Regions from separate parts of the Homo sapiens genome. Here region 2 is linked to region 1. A link is a loop called in an ENCODE intact Hi-C map of the cell type or tissue named here. Cell type or tissue: PC-3. All regions are shown on one strand.

The links. Peaks named below come from ENCODE experiments on the same cell type or tissue, not always from the same donor. Only the 100,000 strongest peaks of a DNase experiment are listed, where the experiment ranks them.
Region 2: a loop joins it to region 1, with 2.4 times the contacts of the local background. A loop is called at or near these places in 3 of 110 quality-filtered maps.

Annotation. Positions count from the first base shown.
Region 1 is chrX:68,429,392-68,437,391 of GRCh38, reverse strand. It overlaps OPHN1 (oligophrenin 1), which reads left to right and starts at 3,897. Exons shown (of 25, transcript NM_002547.3): 1 at 3,897-4,224; 2 at 4,368-4,525. The coding sequence starts at 4,372. In PC-3, no CTCF peak of the experiment used is centred here; DNase peaks (open chromatin) are centred at 3,931 and 7,951; H3K4me3 peaks cover 3,028 bases; H3K27ac peaks cover 2,541 bases.
Region 2 is chrX:68,303,380-68,311,379 of GRCh38, reverse strand. The region is part of intron 2 of OPHN1 (oligophrenin 1); the gene reads left to right. Among named protein-coding and RNA genes, the nearest start is that of OPHN1, 130 kb to the left of the region's middle. In PC-3, no CTCF peak of the experiment used is centred here; a DNase peak (open chromatin) is centred at 3,459; H3K4me3 peaks cover 337 bases; H3K27ac peaks cover 4,325 bases.

The DNA.
Region 1 (8,000 bases):
GCCTGGACAACATGGTGAGACCCTGTCCCTACAAAACAACACAACAACAACAAAAAACATTAGCCAGACATGGTGGCTCAGGCATATACTCTTAACTACTTGGGAGTCTGAGATGCGAGAATCGTTTGAGTTCAGGAGTTCGAGGCTGCAGTGCACTTAAGATTGTGCCACTGCACTCCAGCCTGGGTGACAGAGTAAGACTGTTTAAAAAAAAAAAAGGATAAAATTTCTGTGGGGAAAACGTATAGATAATTGATTTGAAGAAGAAAAAATGAACAATAGAATAAATTTTTTGAAGATTCAAGATGTGTTTACACTTTGTTTTGCTTTGTGCGTTTGATGATGGATGTCAGATTGAATACTTTTAAAAGAGTGATGTAACAGTTTTATTTTAAAACGTCAATATTCCTAGTATGTTAGAAATTAAACTTTTTGCAACTATTTAAGCATAATGAAAAAATTTAGATGTTAGGCCAGGGGTGGTGGCTCATGCTTGTAATTCCAGCACTTTGGGAGGTTGAGGTGGGTGGCTCGCTCGAGGTCAGGAGTTCAAGGCCAGCCTGACCAACATGATGAAACCCAATCTCTACTAAAAATAAATAAATAAATAAAGCGGGCATGGTGACATGTGCCTGGAATCCCAGCTACTCGGGAGGCTGAGGCAGGAGAATTGCTTGAACCTGGGAGGTGGAGGTTGCAGTGAGTGGAGATCGTGCCACCACACTCTAGCCTGGGTGACAGAGTGAGACTCTGTCTCAAAAAAATAAAATAAAAAAAAGATACCACTTAAAAACGAAGGAGTACATAGCTCCCAAAATTCTTTTAGGGGTTATGTGAACAAAATTTTAAAGACTCTCAGTGACATAGGGTTAGCTGTGAGGGTCAGGGAGAAATTGTGCAAAGCAATTAAGATAGTGCTTGATGAATGCAAGTATTATCTGAAGAACTGAGTTTTTTTTTTTTTTTTTTTTTTTTTTTTTTTTTTTTTGAGATGGAGTCTTGCTCTGTCATCCAGGCTGCAGTGCAGTGGCCCAATCTTGGCTCACTGCAACCTCTGCATTCTGGGTTCAAGCGATTCTCCTGCCTCAGACTCCTGAGTAGCTGAGATTACAGGCACACACCACTACACCTGGCTAATTTTTTATTTTTAATAGAGATGGGGTTTCCCCATGTTGGCCAGGCTGGTCTTGAACTCCTGACCTCAGGTGATCTGCCCGCCTTGACCTCCCAAAGTGCTGGGTTTACAAGCGTGAGCCACCACGCCGTGTGAGTTCTAATTTTAGCCCTGTTTCTTCTTCGGTATTTGGTCTAGGGAATTTGTTATTTCTGTGCTTTAGTTTCATTGTCTAGATAAAGGATAACACAGATGACTGTAAAACACTTTGAGTATAGGAACTCAGATGAGTATGATTGAATCTAACATCAATAATGTCAACAGCAGCTGGGCATGGTGGCTCACACCTGTAATCCCAGCACTTTGGTGGGGGCTGCAGTGGGTGGATCCCTCTAGCCCAGGAGTTTGAGACTAGCCTAGCCAACATGGTGAAACCCCGTCTCTACAAAAAAATACAAAAATTGGCCAGGTGTGGTGGCATGTGCCTGTAGTCCTAGCTACTCAGGAGGAGGCTGAGGTGGGAGGATCACCTGAGCCCAGGGAGGTCGAGGCTGCAGGGAGCCGTGATTGAGCTATTGATTGCACTTTAGCCTGGGCAACAGGGTGAGACCCTTTCTCAAACAAAAAAATACATAAATAAATAAAATTTTAAAAAATGTCAATGGCAATTTTTATAGTGATGAAAATATATGTATAGGCTTTATAAATAAAAGTATATAGCAGGTGTTCAAAAAATGCTTGTTAAACGAGTGAATGAATGCTAAAAGGAAACTTACTAGTGTGAAAGACCATATACCCATTGAATGGGTACCTTCCCTTAGTACCTGCATTTTTCAACCCATGGTGCATTTAAAGCTCATTTTGGACATTTTCCCATAAATTAACCTTAAAGATAAAAAGAGTAAGAAACAAAACTTTCCCCTGAGATGTGGCTACTTATTTATTTTCAGAGGGCGTTTTCTCATTGCCATTCTGCTATATAGTGTAGTGGTCAAGAGCACTACCTCTAGAGCCAGCCAGGCTGGGCTCAAGTTCAAGTGCTGCCATTTAACTAGCTGTTTGTCCTTCGGCAAGTCACTTAAACTCTCTTTGACCCAGCTTCTCCATCTTTAAATGGGTATAATAATAAAACCATCCTCATAGGGTTGTTTTGAAGATTAGTGAGATGGGCGATAGGTTGTGTGGTGGGTAGAATAATGTTTCCTCCTTCACAGATGTCCATGTCCTGAAACCTGTGGCTACGTTATCTTATGTGGCAAAATGAAATTTGCAGATGTGATTAAGGATGATGTGATGGGGGAGATTATCCTGTGGACCCAGTGTAATCATAAGGGTCCTTAAGGGGAGGCATGAGAATCACAGTGATGTAGCATGAGAAAGACTTGACTGGCCAGTGCTAGCTTTAAAGACGGAGGAAGGGAGCTATGAGCCAAAGGATGTGAGCAGCTTGAGCCGGAAAAGGTAAGGAACCAGATTCTACCCCTAGACTATCTGAAAATGAACACAACCCTTCTAACATCTTGATTTGATCCCAGTGAGGCCCATTTCTGATTTCTGCCTTCTGGAACTGTAGATTATAACTTTATGCTGATTTAGGACATCAAGTTTGTGGTAATTTGTCACAGCAGCAACAGGACCCTAATTCAGGTGGGTCAGCCACTATTATTCTATTTACAACCCCCTTCCGTTCTGGCTTTCTTCACAGGGCAATCTAATGTAAACACTTCTGCAGAATTAAAGGGATCTCTTTGCCCACGCACAAACTATTTTTTAGTTTTTCGAGCCTCTACCTACCCTTAGTCTCAAGACAGCTGCCTTTAAGGTAAGCTGCAAGACAATTTATAACATCCTATTCTTAGACTTTCCACTTACACATGGAAAATCATATGCATTATCGGCGTCTGCCACAAAAGCCATGCTCTGAGGTCCTATTCAGGAAAATATTAACTCTGAATTATGGCCTCCCTTTCTTTGGCAGGGGGCACTGAGCTTCACGGAGACCCTAGAGTAGGAATCAACCCTTCAGGTCGAAGGCCCAAGGGAATTAGAGCACTTAGAGCAGGAGACATGGGAAAAGAAAGAGGAAAAGAAGTTGGTAGGTCCGAAGGAGGCTGGAAAGAGGGGAAGGCAAAAGAATACACAACCCAGCCGAATCATGGGAATTGAGAGATGGCTTCCTGCAATCTAGTCTTGCGGGTTCTTGCTCTAGTTTCGGAAACTTCCCCCGCAGAGTCCAGCGCCGCGCACCTGCCCCTTGGGGCCGGTCCCTGCGCAGGAGCCTGCGGCAGGCTGGGAATGCCGTTCTGGGAGAGCAGCCTCCCAGGCGGGGTGGTGGGGAGACTGCAGGGAGGAGTCTTGGGGAGTGCAAACGGAAAGACTACATCTCCCAGGCCGCCACGCTTTCCAGCTGGAGTCCTAGGGCGCTGACTGCTCCCCAGTTTCCGTAGGGAAGCGCTGGGCTACCGCGGCTATTGTGCGTCGCGCTCTCGCCCTCCTCTTCCCGCTGCAGTGTCTATGGAGCGAGGCTACGTTTCATTGCCGCCCTGGCTTAACCCTTCCGGCGCCTAAAAGGACGGCCGGCCGGCCGGCTCCCTTGCACCAGGAAGAAGTCTTAGCAGCCAGCGGGCCCTGGTCAGGAAACTCTAAGGTACAAGGAAAACAGTTGAGGAAGGAGCCAGAGCGCTCCGGTTTGGTCCTCGGGCTTCGCTGGGGCGGGGCGCAGGCGTTGGCTTTAAGAAAGGGGAGGGGACAGTGCAATCCGGGTTGCCCGCGGAGTTCGGCCAAGGAAGTCTTCCGCTCGCTCCGGAGCGAGGAGCCTGTAGAGAGGCTGTTCCCAGCTCCAGCTCTAACCTCGCCTACACCTTGGGCGGGCCCAAGTGTCACGTTTGCAATTGCTCAGGAAGGATCCGGCCCGTCTCCGGAGGCAAGTCGGGCTGCGGTTTTTGCTGCTTATCTGGGAAGGCGATGCCTAAGGGACATGCTGCTTGCTAGGCAGCACCCTGCCGGGATCCGACTGCGATAGTTAGCTCTCCCTGGCCCTGAAGCCATCGCCGGGGCGCCTGTTCTCTGTCCGGACCAGCCAGCGCTCCTCAGGAGTCTCACTGAAACAGGTACCTGTCCTCCAAAGGGACGGAGGCTATGAGCTTCCTTAAGCGGGTCGCGCGCTCAGTCCGTCCCCTCTACTTCCTCTACTGTGCCATTGATGCTCTCGGTCTTTGTGTCTTTCCCCTTTCCCCCTACTCCCGGCCATCAGAACCATGGGTCATCCCCCGCTGGAGTTCAGCGACTGCTACCTGGACAGCCCCGATTTCCGCGAGAGGCTCAAGTGTTATGAGCAGGAACTGGAGAGGACCAACAAATTCATCAAAGACGTAATCAAAGACGGCAACGCGCTTATCAGCGCTATGAGAAGTAAGTGCAAGGCTTCGATGAGCTGTTTCTCTGAGCTGGTGTGTCTGGCCTTTAAGCCTTTCCACACCACCAGGGGAAGGGAGATTGCAGGGTGACTCCCAGCCCAGATCTCTGAGGCAAATGGGTTTCCCACACTTGGGGAGTGGAGATAGTAGAAGTGGAAAGTGGTGGATACAACCAGAACTTTGGGCCTTTTCCTTTAGTGGTTTTGACCTTATAAGACGTGATCCGTAGCTGTGCCAGGGACCCTCTTGCTCAGCAATTACCCTTACTTGGCAGATGATTGTTCTTAAGGGACAATCTGCTGTACTGTTAGACATATTCAGCACCCCTGTCTGGGGCAAAGTGACATCCAAGCTGACCAAGGAACTGCCCCAGCACCTCCTAAACAATTGGGGATTAAGGTCAGCAGCTTGAATAATAATTTTGTCCTGGTCTCTGGTTGCTACAGATAAGTGTGGGGGGCAGTAAAAAATTCGCCATGGCAAGTTATTTTTTAAGGAAAGCACCTTTGCCCCAGTGAATTATTTTCTTTATCACACTGAGCTATGGTTTAGGTCAAGGTCAGTCTAAGTTCAGGATTATTGGATGGCTTCACCTGCCACTGAATTCTGCTTGAGTGTGGAACAAAGAGCTGACTACTTAGTCCCTGCCACAAGGGGCCCAGCCCCCAGGGAGTAAAATAGGGATAGGGTTGGGGGCTGCTGGGCTGAAGGAACTTCACCTAGCTTCGCTTTTCCAGTGCTCACAGCTGACTCAGCTGTGGGAAGCTCTCTCCTTCCCCCATTGTGTGTGGAGGTTTTTTTTCTGCTTGTTGGTAGGAGGCTTGGAGTAAAAGAAAGAATAATAAACATCCCCAACGAGAGTGCAGGCAAGCCAACCCTTTATGCCAAAGCATATACACAGAAGAATGGAGGGTAATGATTGGGTGGAGTGATAATTAATTTTTTCTCTTGGCTGAAAGATGATTGTGAAAAATAAACTCAGAGTCATTGGCAAGTATGTCCTATATGGTTATAACTTTGTTTTGAGTGAATTTATCACCAAATACAGGGTCTAGGACCAGTGTGGCAACCTTCTTAGGCGGATGCAGTCAACCAAGAGCAGGGAGAAAGAAAGATTTGAAAGTGGTAGTGCGAGGCTGGGCGAGGTGGCTCACGCCTGTAATCCCAGCACTTTGGGAGGCCAAGGCGGGTGAATCACCTGAGATCAGGAGTTCGAGACCAGCCTGGCTAACATGGTGAAACCCTGTCTCTACTAAAAATACAAAAAAAAAAAAAAAATTAGCTGGGCATGGTGGCAGGCACCTGTAATTCCAGCTACTCAGGAGGCTGAGGCAGGAGAATCACTTGAACCCAGGAGATGTTGGTTGCAGTGAGCCGAGACCGTGCCATTGCACTACAGCCTGGGCAACAAGAGTGAAACTCCATCTCAAAAAAAGAAAAGAAAGTGGTAGTGTGTTGGTAACTGCTGCCAGCTGGTATTTCTTGTGCAGCCCTTCTGATTTGCCCTGTGGAGTCGGTGCTTTTCCTTCACATGCTCTCTGCCCACTTTTGGTCAGAATATGTACACTGTCGAAGTTCCTGCAGGTCATTTGATTGTGTTTGATCTTTTAATGATTTGTCTTATTGTGGCCTGACCAAGAGTAAACTCCTAGTAGTATCTGAAATGCTGATCCTTAAGAGGTTAAGGATATGCAGGTTGTGCTACATAAGTAGAAAGGTGAGAGTTCACGGAAAGGAAAAGGAGGAATGTTTCAGCTTTGTTTTGTTTTGTTTATATATTACAGTAAACTGCTTGGTGCTGTGTCCCCAGTAAAACGAATCTCATCATAAGCCCTAGGAACAGAATGGCTTTGTGAAGTGGATGGTAACTAAAAGCATGCTAAAAATCACCAGCTAAGGCATATCAGAGAGATTAAGATTTATAAGAAAAAAAGTAGTTCAATAAAACATGGTGGAAGAGCAAAAGTTTCATAAGCTAGGGGCAAGTAAAGGTTTTTATTCTTTCCTTTTCTTTCTTTTTTTTTCAATTTTTGTTTTTGAGATGAAGTCTTGCTTTGTCGCCCAGGCTGGAGTGCAGTGGCATGATCTCAGCTCACTGCAGCCTGGATCTCCTGGTTTCAAGCGATCCTCCTGCCTCATCCTCCCCAGTACCTAGGACTATAGGCATGTGCCACTGCGCCTGGCTAATTTTTGTATTTTTTGGTAGAGATGGGGTTTCACCACGTTAGCCAGGCTGGTCTTGAACTCCTGACCTCAGGTAATCCACCCACCTTGGCCTCTCAAAGTGCTGGGATTGCAGGGATGAGCCACCACGCCTGGCCTCTTTCCTTCTTTTCTAAGACTCAAAGTGATAAGAGTCAACAGTTAAGCAGATCTAAAATTTTGCATATGAGCAGAAGATCCAAGAGATATTCTAGATTAGGGGCTCCTTGAAATTTGTGGTAGTTTTCTGTTTCTGAGTATACACAGAAAGCCAAAAATAGGACAGGTAGAAAATAAAACCCAGCAGCTAACCCATTCTCCATTTCTTTCCATTCAATTGCATGGATTCTAAAAGTCTGATTAGCTAGAGGCAAAGGTAGGATGTTTCCTACTGTCTTGACCACAGTGATGTTTATACTCCCACTCTCCTTCCTCACACTGTGCCAGCGGAGCGACTTTCTGAAAGTAGGTAGGGTGGAAGCAAAACAAAGTTATGTTCTTGCTCTGTGTTGAGGAAAAAGGAAAAAGGAACACTGGAATCGGAGTTAGAAGATCAGGATTATGTTCTTGGCTTCTCCATCTTGGGATCTAACACAAATCACTTTTTTTTTTTTTGTTTTTTTCTGAGACAGAGTCTTGCTTTGTCACCCAGGCTAGAGTGCAGTGGCATGATCGCAGTTCACTGCAGCCATCGCCCCTTGGGTTCAAGTGATCCTCGTGTCTTAGCCTCCCGAGTAGCTGGGACTACAGGCACACACCACCAGATCTGGCTAGTTTTTGTGTTTTTAGTAGAGATGGGTTTCACCATATTGGCCAGGCTGGTATCGAACTCATGGCCTCAGGTGATCCATCCACTTTGGCCTCCCAAAGTGCTGGGATTACAGGCATGAGCCACTGCACTTGGTCCCACAAATCACTTTTCATTTTTCTTGTTTTAGAGACAGGGTCTTGCTTTGTTGCCCAGGCTGGAGTACAGTGGCACAATCATAGCTCACTGTCACCTCTAATTCCTGGGCTCAAGTGATCCTCCCACCTCAGTCTCCCCAGTAGCTGGACTCCAAGTACACGCCACTATGCCTGGCTAATTTTTAATTTTTTTTAGAAACTGGGTCTCACTGATCTCGCCCAGGCTGATCTGGAATTCCTGGGCTCAAGCAAGCCTCCCACCACGGCCTCTCAAAGTGTTGGGATTATAGGCGTGAGTCACCACACCCAGCCAAATCACTTTTTTTTGGAGACAGAGTCATGCTCTGTTGCCCGAGCTGGAG
Region 2 (8,000 bases), 130 kb after region 1:
GTTTGTAATTGCTGTGTATTCTACGTGAATTGCCCTTTTAAATATATATTATCCATTTTGTTTGATATTCCCATTTTGTTCTTTTTCTTTCTTTTTTGGGAGCGGGGACAGGGTCTTGCTCTGTTGCCTAGCCTGGAGTGCTGTGGCACTATCATAGCTTACTGCAAGCCTTGACCTCCCAGGCTGAAGCCATCCTCCAGCCTCAACTTCCCTCCAACCACCTTAGCTGGGGACTACAGGCATGCACCACCATTCCTGGTGATTTTAAATAATTTTTTTTTTGAAGGGGTAGAGACAACTTCTCACAATGTTGCCCAGGCTGGTCTCGAACTCTTGGTTTCAAGCAGTCTGCTTGCCTTGGCCTCTCACAGTGCTGGAATTACAGGCATGAGCCATGGCACCTGGCCTCCCCCATGCCTTTTATTCCCTTATTTGGGTTTTCCTATCAGTGCCTCTTTTCCTAGCCTTATCTTCTATTTTTTCTTTTATATTTTGCAGCTGTTTTTCTCCCTGTGCTGTGCTCTGGATGATTTCTTCAGATCTGTTTTCTAGTTTGCTACTAGTATGTTGATGGTTATTTTCTCTTAGCAAGTAAAAACTAATAATCCATTTTTTGGCAGTGTTGTTGTTGAGCAAATGGCTGTCATTCTGATTCTTGTTTCTTTTGAGATAATCTGTGACTGGTATATGGATTCTAATTTTTACTATTTTTTTGAATATTTAAATTATTCATATTTAAAAATTACTTTTTGGAGTGTAATATAATCCTAGATCTTACAGAAGAGAACCCACTTATTTGCCTTGACTGCTGCCTGGCTCTCATATTGGTTTCCTAGTGTGGTTTATAATTTTCAACTGTGAAGTTCTGGGTGGCAGTTGTTTCTTTGGGATTCCCTTATGTGCCCTGGGTTATAGAGGTGTTCTTATGGGGCATTTTTTTTTTCCTCTTCTTAGAGCTTGCGTGGTGCTGGTTCAGGATTAGTTTTAAAATTAACTTTTAGAAACCTTTGTGAGCAGTATAAACTTGAACTCTAATTAGCAAAAGCTTGTGGTTCTGGATAACTTTATTTTACCACAATGGGAGACTCTCTAGTGTATTCCTACAGTGTCATATGCCAGTAGACCTCATGAAGGGACCTCATTCCAAGCTCCCAGCTCCTAAGTAATGTCCCTTTGCCTGCTGATAAAATTCCAACTACCACATATAGTCAATTCTTGTTATTCATGGTAGTTATGCTCTGTAAAGTCAATGTAAACATTTAGTTAGTGAATACTGAACCATTTCTCCTAGAGGAAATACAGGGTTAGGTACCTGTGAGCCTCTCCACGTTTTCAGCAGCCATCAATACATAAACTTGTTTTACCTGGTTTCTGTTTAAAGACCCCATATTTTATCATATATATAGTTGATTCATTAACATTGAATTCATGGCTAACAGCACTAGAAGCTGTGGCTGAACGAAGCTTATCTAGCACCTACTTGTTTTCTCTGTAAGGATGTCTCAGCCTTCTTTCCTTTAGGACCACCAGATAGTACTTCAGCACTATGCTAAGGGGCCATGTTAAACAGCTAACCCATCAACAAGAAGTAGAAAAATGTGACAAATGTGGCACTAAATAGACCAGGAAAAGGACAATTGTTTTATAGTATGAGAGCTGAAACAAGAAGGCAGTATCCCCCTTTTCAAGCTCAGAATGTATATATTGGTGACTCACATTTTTCATAGCTATTTGCATGTCCATGAATGAGTGGGCAAAATGTCGTAAGTATTGATTTTGGTGTTGCAAGTACATTTTATTGACTAGGCAAATTTGCAAATATAGAATCCGTAAATAATGAGAACTGAGTATATCTAGTTCTAATCTCTCTACTGCCTCAGCTGCTGCTCTCTGTTATGGCTTTGAATTTGTTCTTCATTTCTAGTACTTGGGAGCTTCTTTTTCTTGCTTTCTCAGTTTGCTATGTATTTTAAAAATACACACATGTTTGTTGCCCTTTTACCCAGTATTTTTATGTATTTGGATTAGGAGGAAGATATTTTGGTTAAATCAATCTGATTTATAGAGTAGCTACTTCATTTACTCATTTTAAAAAGGAAAAACATATACTCAAGAGTGTTAAAGAGAAGAGACCTTGAGGATTATCTTGTTTATTGGTTCTTAACATGGGTTTCTTAGGGCATCTGGAACTGTAGAGATTGTACAGAAGTTTATGTTACATATATCTTTCTGGGAAGAAAGTATTTTTTATATTCTCAAAGGGGTCTATAACCCTTTAAAAATGCAAGAACCAGGCTGGGCGCAGTGGCTCACACTTGTAATCCCAACACTTTGGGAGGCCAAGACAGGAAGATTGCTTGAGCACAGGAGTTTGAGATCGGCCTCCTCAATATAGTGTGACCCTGTCTCTACAAGAAAAAAATAAAAAAATAAATAGCCAGGTGTCATGGCGCACAGCTGTAGTCCCAGCCACTCAGGAGGCTGACGTGGGAGGATCACTTGAGCCCAGGAGGTTGAGGCTGCAGTGAGCTGAGATCATGCCACTGCACTCCAGCCTGGGCATCCGAGCTAGACCCTGTCTCAAAAAACAAAAAAACAAGTGCGAGAACCACTGTCCTAGTCTAGTTTCACTTCAAATTTATAGGCTAACTGCGTATATCCTCATTAGTTCATATCAGTCTAGTTAATAGCAACGTTAGCCAAATTTTAAAATAAAAATAACTACATTTAGAAAGTGATTTATTTTCTTTTCTTTTTTCTTTTCTTTTCTTTTCTTTTTTCTTTTCGTGAGATGGGGTCTCACTCTGTCACCCAGGCTGCAGTGCAGTGGCACAGTCTCAGCTCACTGCAACCTCTGACTCCTGAGCTCAAGTGATCCTCCCATCTTAGCCTCCTGAGTAGCTAGAACCACAGGCACACACCACCACGCCTGCCTGATTTTTTGTATTTTTGGTAGAGACGGGGTTTCACCATGTTGGCCAGGCTGGTCTCGAACTCCTGAGCTCAAGTGATCTGCCTGCCTCAGCCTCCCAAAGTGCTGGGATTACAGGCGTTAGCCACTGCCGCACCCAGCCAATTTATTTTTTGTGAAAGAACTTCACCATGACATCTTATTTTAATCCCCCCACAAGCCAATGAGGTATATGATATTATGTTTCTTTCACAACTGTAGGAACTAAAGGGAAGCCACAGTAACTGGTAAGTAGTAGCATTTTTTTGTTTTTGATTAATTGAGGCCCAGGGAGGCAAGTTAACTTGCCCAAACTCATGAAACTGATTTGTTCCAGAGGCAAGACTAAAACTCCTGTCTTAGTGATATTTCCACTACCTCATTTTGCTTTGGAAAAGCACATAACCTTACCAGGTGGTAATGTGATGAGTCATTGAAACTAATAAATTCATAAGTATAAAGGGATGCATGTGTTAAGAGAACATTTTTTATTTCAAACTGAAAGTAGTCAAAACCACAAAGCCTAGGAATCCCTCGGGCATTTTTATTGTGTAATCTGCTTTAGAATTAGAGTTGCATCCATGAAGTTTTGAGTCATATTGAAACTTAGCTACCTAAGTTTCTTCCCAGTTAAAAACTAGGTGCAAATGGAGTTATACACAATACAGGTAAATATATATACCTGTACTTGTAGATAACGTTTTATACATGTTTTCCTGTTCTATACATGTTGCATTGTAGTTTGTCTCCTCTATAAGTGGAAACTAATTAGGACTTGAGCTTCATTATTTCCTTTTCTTGATACACCCTTTTTCCACTCCCTGGGTTGATCAGTACCTTTGGCACTAATATCTCAGAACAATTTTCTATAGGTTATCCTTATGCAGCTTTTATGGCATAATGGATTACTGGCACAATTCACATGGAGTTTCGTATATCCATTCGCTATAAATTCCTTTTTTTTTTTTTTTGTTGACATAGGGTCTCGCTCTGTCACCCAGGCTGAAGTGCAATGGCATGTGATCTCACCTCACTGCAACCTCTGCCTCCCGGGCTCAAGCAATTCTCCTGCCTCAGCCTCCTGAGTAGCTGGGACTACAGGTGCACACCACCATGCTCGGCTATTATTATTATTATTATTTTTTTTTTGGTAGAGACAGGGTCTCACAATGTTGCCTAGGCTGCTCTTGAACTCCTGAGCTTCAGGCAATCCGCATGCCTCAGCTTCCCAAAGTGCTGGGATTACAGGCGTGAGCCACCACATCTGACCCACTCTATAAATTCCTAATGTAATACAGCTATAGTAATGAAACTGTAAGCTGTGCTAAATTTTTGCAACATTTATTTAATATTCCTGGGACCACTGAAATGGTAGTAAACTGCTTATATATTAAAGTGGATTTTGGGGCTGGGTGCAGTGGCTCATACCTGTAATCCCATCACTTTGGGTGGCCAAAGTGGGAGGATCACTTGAAGCCAGGACTTCAAGACCAACCTGGGAAACAAAGCAAGGGTCTGTCTCTACAAAAAATTTTAGAAATTAGCTGGGTGGAGTGGTGTGTGTTTGTAGTCTTAGCTATGTGGGAGGCTGAGGTGGGAGGATCACTTGAGCCCGGGAGGTCAAGGCTGCAGTGAGCTGCAATCATGCCACTGCACTCCAGCCTGGGTGACACAATGAGACCCTGTTTCAAAAAAAGAAGATGAATTTGGGGAAAAAGTAGATTTAATTTTTCGGACAGCTTCCATCTATTAAATTAGACCTTTAGAAATTAAAAAGTTGATTTACTCTTTTAAAGTCATACATTCATTTGGCTAACATTGACGACCTACTTTATACTGGACATTATTTTAGATTTTGAGATTATGGATAAGAAAAGCTTTTCTTTTCTCTGAAGCAGCTCATGTATTTTCCTTCTCCTTCATTCTTGCTCCCCTTCTTTGTATCTCCCAACTTCCCATTCCAGTTAGTTACTGATTCCTCCCCAATCTTTCGATAAAGTTTGTTATAATCTAATGCCTAGAATCTTTTTCTAACATTTGCTCCAGTAACGAGTAGTAGTCAGCTCCAGTAATGAAGAGCTCATTATCTTTACCTGGCTTCCCCCTAAAAGCAGAGAGAGCTTGATGCAGAGGCTTGGGAGCAGAGGTAGTTTAAGTGGAAGCAAGAGTGAGGGACAAAGGAAATGATCAATGCAGGGAGTGGAAAAGAAGTGAAATGGGAAAGGAGGAAAAGCCAATATTTGGATGCATTATTGAGTTGGCCAATGCTCAGACAACTAGTTTAATCATGCTGTAGCCTCTGAAGGGCCTTATGAAATATGACTGAGAACTATCCAGCTGGGGACTGAAGAGTGGAAGAATTTATTCAGCAGCTCCCTCACCACTGTATGTTTTAATTGGTTCTTTCAAAATTATTTCCATTGTTTTATTGATATTTTCTCTTTGGTGAGACATTGTTCTCAGTCTTTCCTTAGTTCTTAGGCATGGTGTCCCGTTGAGCATGGACTATTGTTTCCTGTGTCTTAGTCTGTCTCATAATTTTTTGTTGAAAAGTGAACATATAAAATCATGTGGCAACTCTGGAAATTAGATTTTTCCCTTCCCCAGGGTGGTTGTTTGTTATTGTATGCTTATTTATTGACTTTTTGGACTAATTCTATAAAGTGTGTATTCTTTGTTGTTAGAAGCCACTGAAGCCTCTGGTAGGTTTGCTTAGTGGGCAGCTAATGATTGAACAATGATTTAATTTAAATACTTTGAACCAATAGCCTTCCAGCTTTTGCTGCTGGTCATTGTGTGAATTGGGATATGCTTTCAACGACATTCACCTAGTCAGATGACCATTATGCCTTATGTTTCTCTTCCTGCTTGTGCAGAACCTCAAGGCTAAGCAAGAGGTGAGAGATTAGGAACTTCTTAAGTCTTTCATGGGCCTATGAATAGCCTGGAACATGCACATATTCTTTTTTATGACCCATGTCTTTCTAGATTTTACATTGCAACTTTTCAAAGCCCCCATGGGCAGGCCATTGTCCATTAAAAATTATTATGATTATTATTTTGAGATGGGGTCTCTCTCTGTTACTCAGGCTTCAGTGCAGTGGTATGATCACTGCTCGCTACAGTCTCGACCTCTTGCCACTTCAGCCTCCTGAGTAGCTTTGACCACAGGCATACACTACGTCACCCGGCTATTTTTTATTTTTATTTTTTCTAGAGATGGGGTTCTCACTATGTTACTCAGGCTAGTCTCGAACTCTTGGGCTCAAGCCATCCTCCAGCCTCAGCCTCCCAAAGTGCTGGGATTATAGGAATGAGCCACCAAGCCTGGCGTGTCTTGATTTTATTTAATTAATTATTATTATTTTTTTTTACCAAGTGTTTTGGTCAGCCTCTTGTTAATTTCAGCTTGTCACACTGCTTCAGGTCACCATAATCTTAAACTATTTCAGATGATTGTTTTTGACAAATTCCCCAATAGCAGTGTTGTTTTCACAGAATGAACTTAAAGTCAGAACAAACTAAGACAAATTTTGAGTATAGAGCTTATAGGACATATTAAACCGGATGGCAATTTTCTGGGGGTAGGGCCTTGTGAAACTTCAACCACATTCTGCCTTCTCTAGTGGCTGCTAAGCTGTTGATTTTCACAGCTGTTGTAGCTGTATGACTGTGGGTTTTCAGTGTTACTGCAGAGATGGAGATGGTGCTTTGATTAGCATACCTTAATATACCAAAAAGGTCACTGTTCTTATAGAGATTCAGTCTTTTTAAAATTAAATAAACAGTATTCAGATTGCTAAGCCCTTTGTTAATTTAAAGAATGCTAAGCCCTTTGTTAATTTAAAGAATATTCGCAATACATTTATCTGGCAAAAGACTCGTTTCCAGAATACATAAAGAAATCTTATAGTTTAGTCATAAGACAACTCAATTATAAAATGGGCAAGAGATTTGAACAGACCCTTCTTGAAAAAAAGATACGCAAATAATAAATATATGACATTTATATCATTAATCACCAGAAAAATGCAAATTAAAACTAGTGAGATACTATTACACACCCATTAGAATGACTAAAATGAAAATAAATAAATAAATAACCAGGTGTTGGCAAGTATGTGGATCATCTGAAATTATCCTACAGAATGCAAAATGGTATAATCATGTTTGAAAAAAAATGGTCATTTATTTTATAAAAGATTGATAAACATTTTTATTTGATACATATTTGTATGTATTTATGGGATACAGTGTGATATTTCAATATGTGTATATAATGTGTAATGATCAAATCAGAGTAATTAGCATGACCTAAAATATTTATCATTTCTTTGTCTGGGCAACATTCAAAATCCTGTTTTCTAACTATTTGAATGTATACAATAAAATATTGTTAACTATAGTCACACTGCATTGCAATAGAAAGTGGAACTTTTTCTTCTGTCTAGCCATAATTTTGTATACATTAACCAACTCTTCTTTGTTTCTTTGAGACAGGCCTAACCAACTCCTCTTTATCCCCTGCTCCTCCCTACCCTTCCAAGCCTCTAGTAACCACTACTCTATTCTCTACTTCTATGAGATCAACTTTTTTAGCTCTCACATACGAGTAAGAGCATGTGGTATTTATCTTTCTTGTCCCTGGCTTATTTTAGTTAACATAATGTCTTCAAGGCTCATCCGTGTTGCCATGAATGCCAGGATTCATGCTTTTTAATTGCTGAATAATATTTCACTGTGTATATATATTACATTTTCTTTCTTTCTTTTTTTTTTTTGAGATGAAATTTCACTTTTGTTGTTCAGGCTGGAGTGCAATGGCGTGATCTCGGCTCTCTGCAACCTCCGCCTCCTGGGTTCAAGCGATCCTCCTGCCTCAGCCTCTCAAGTAGCTGGGATTACAGGCATGCACCACCACACCTGGCTAATTTTGTATTTTTTTAGTAGAGATGGAGTTTTACCATGTTGGTCAGGCTGGTCTCAAACTCCTGACCTTAAGTGATCCACCCGTCTTGGCCTCCCAAAGTGCTGGGATTACAGGCGTGAG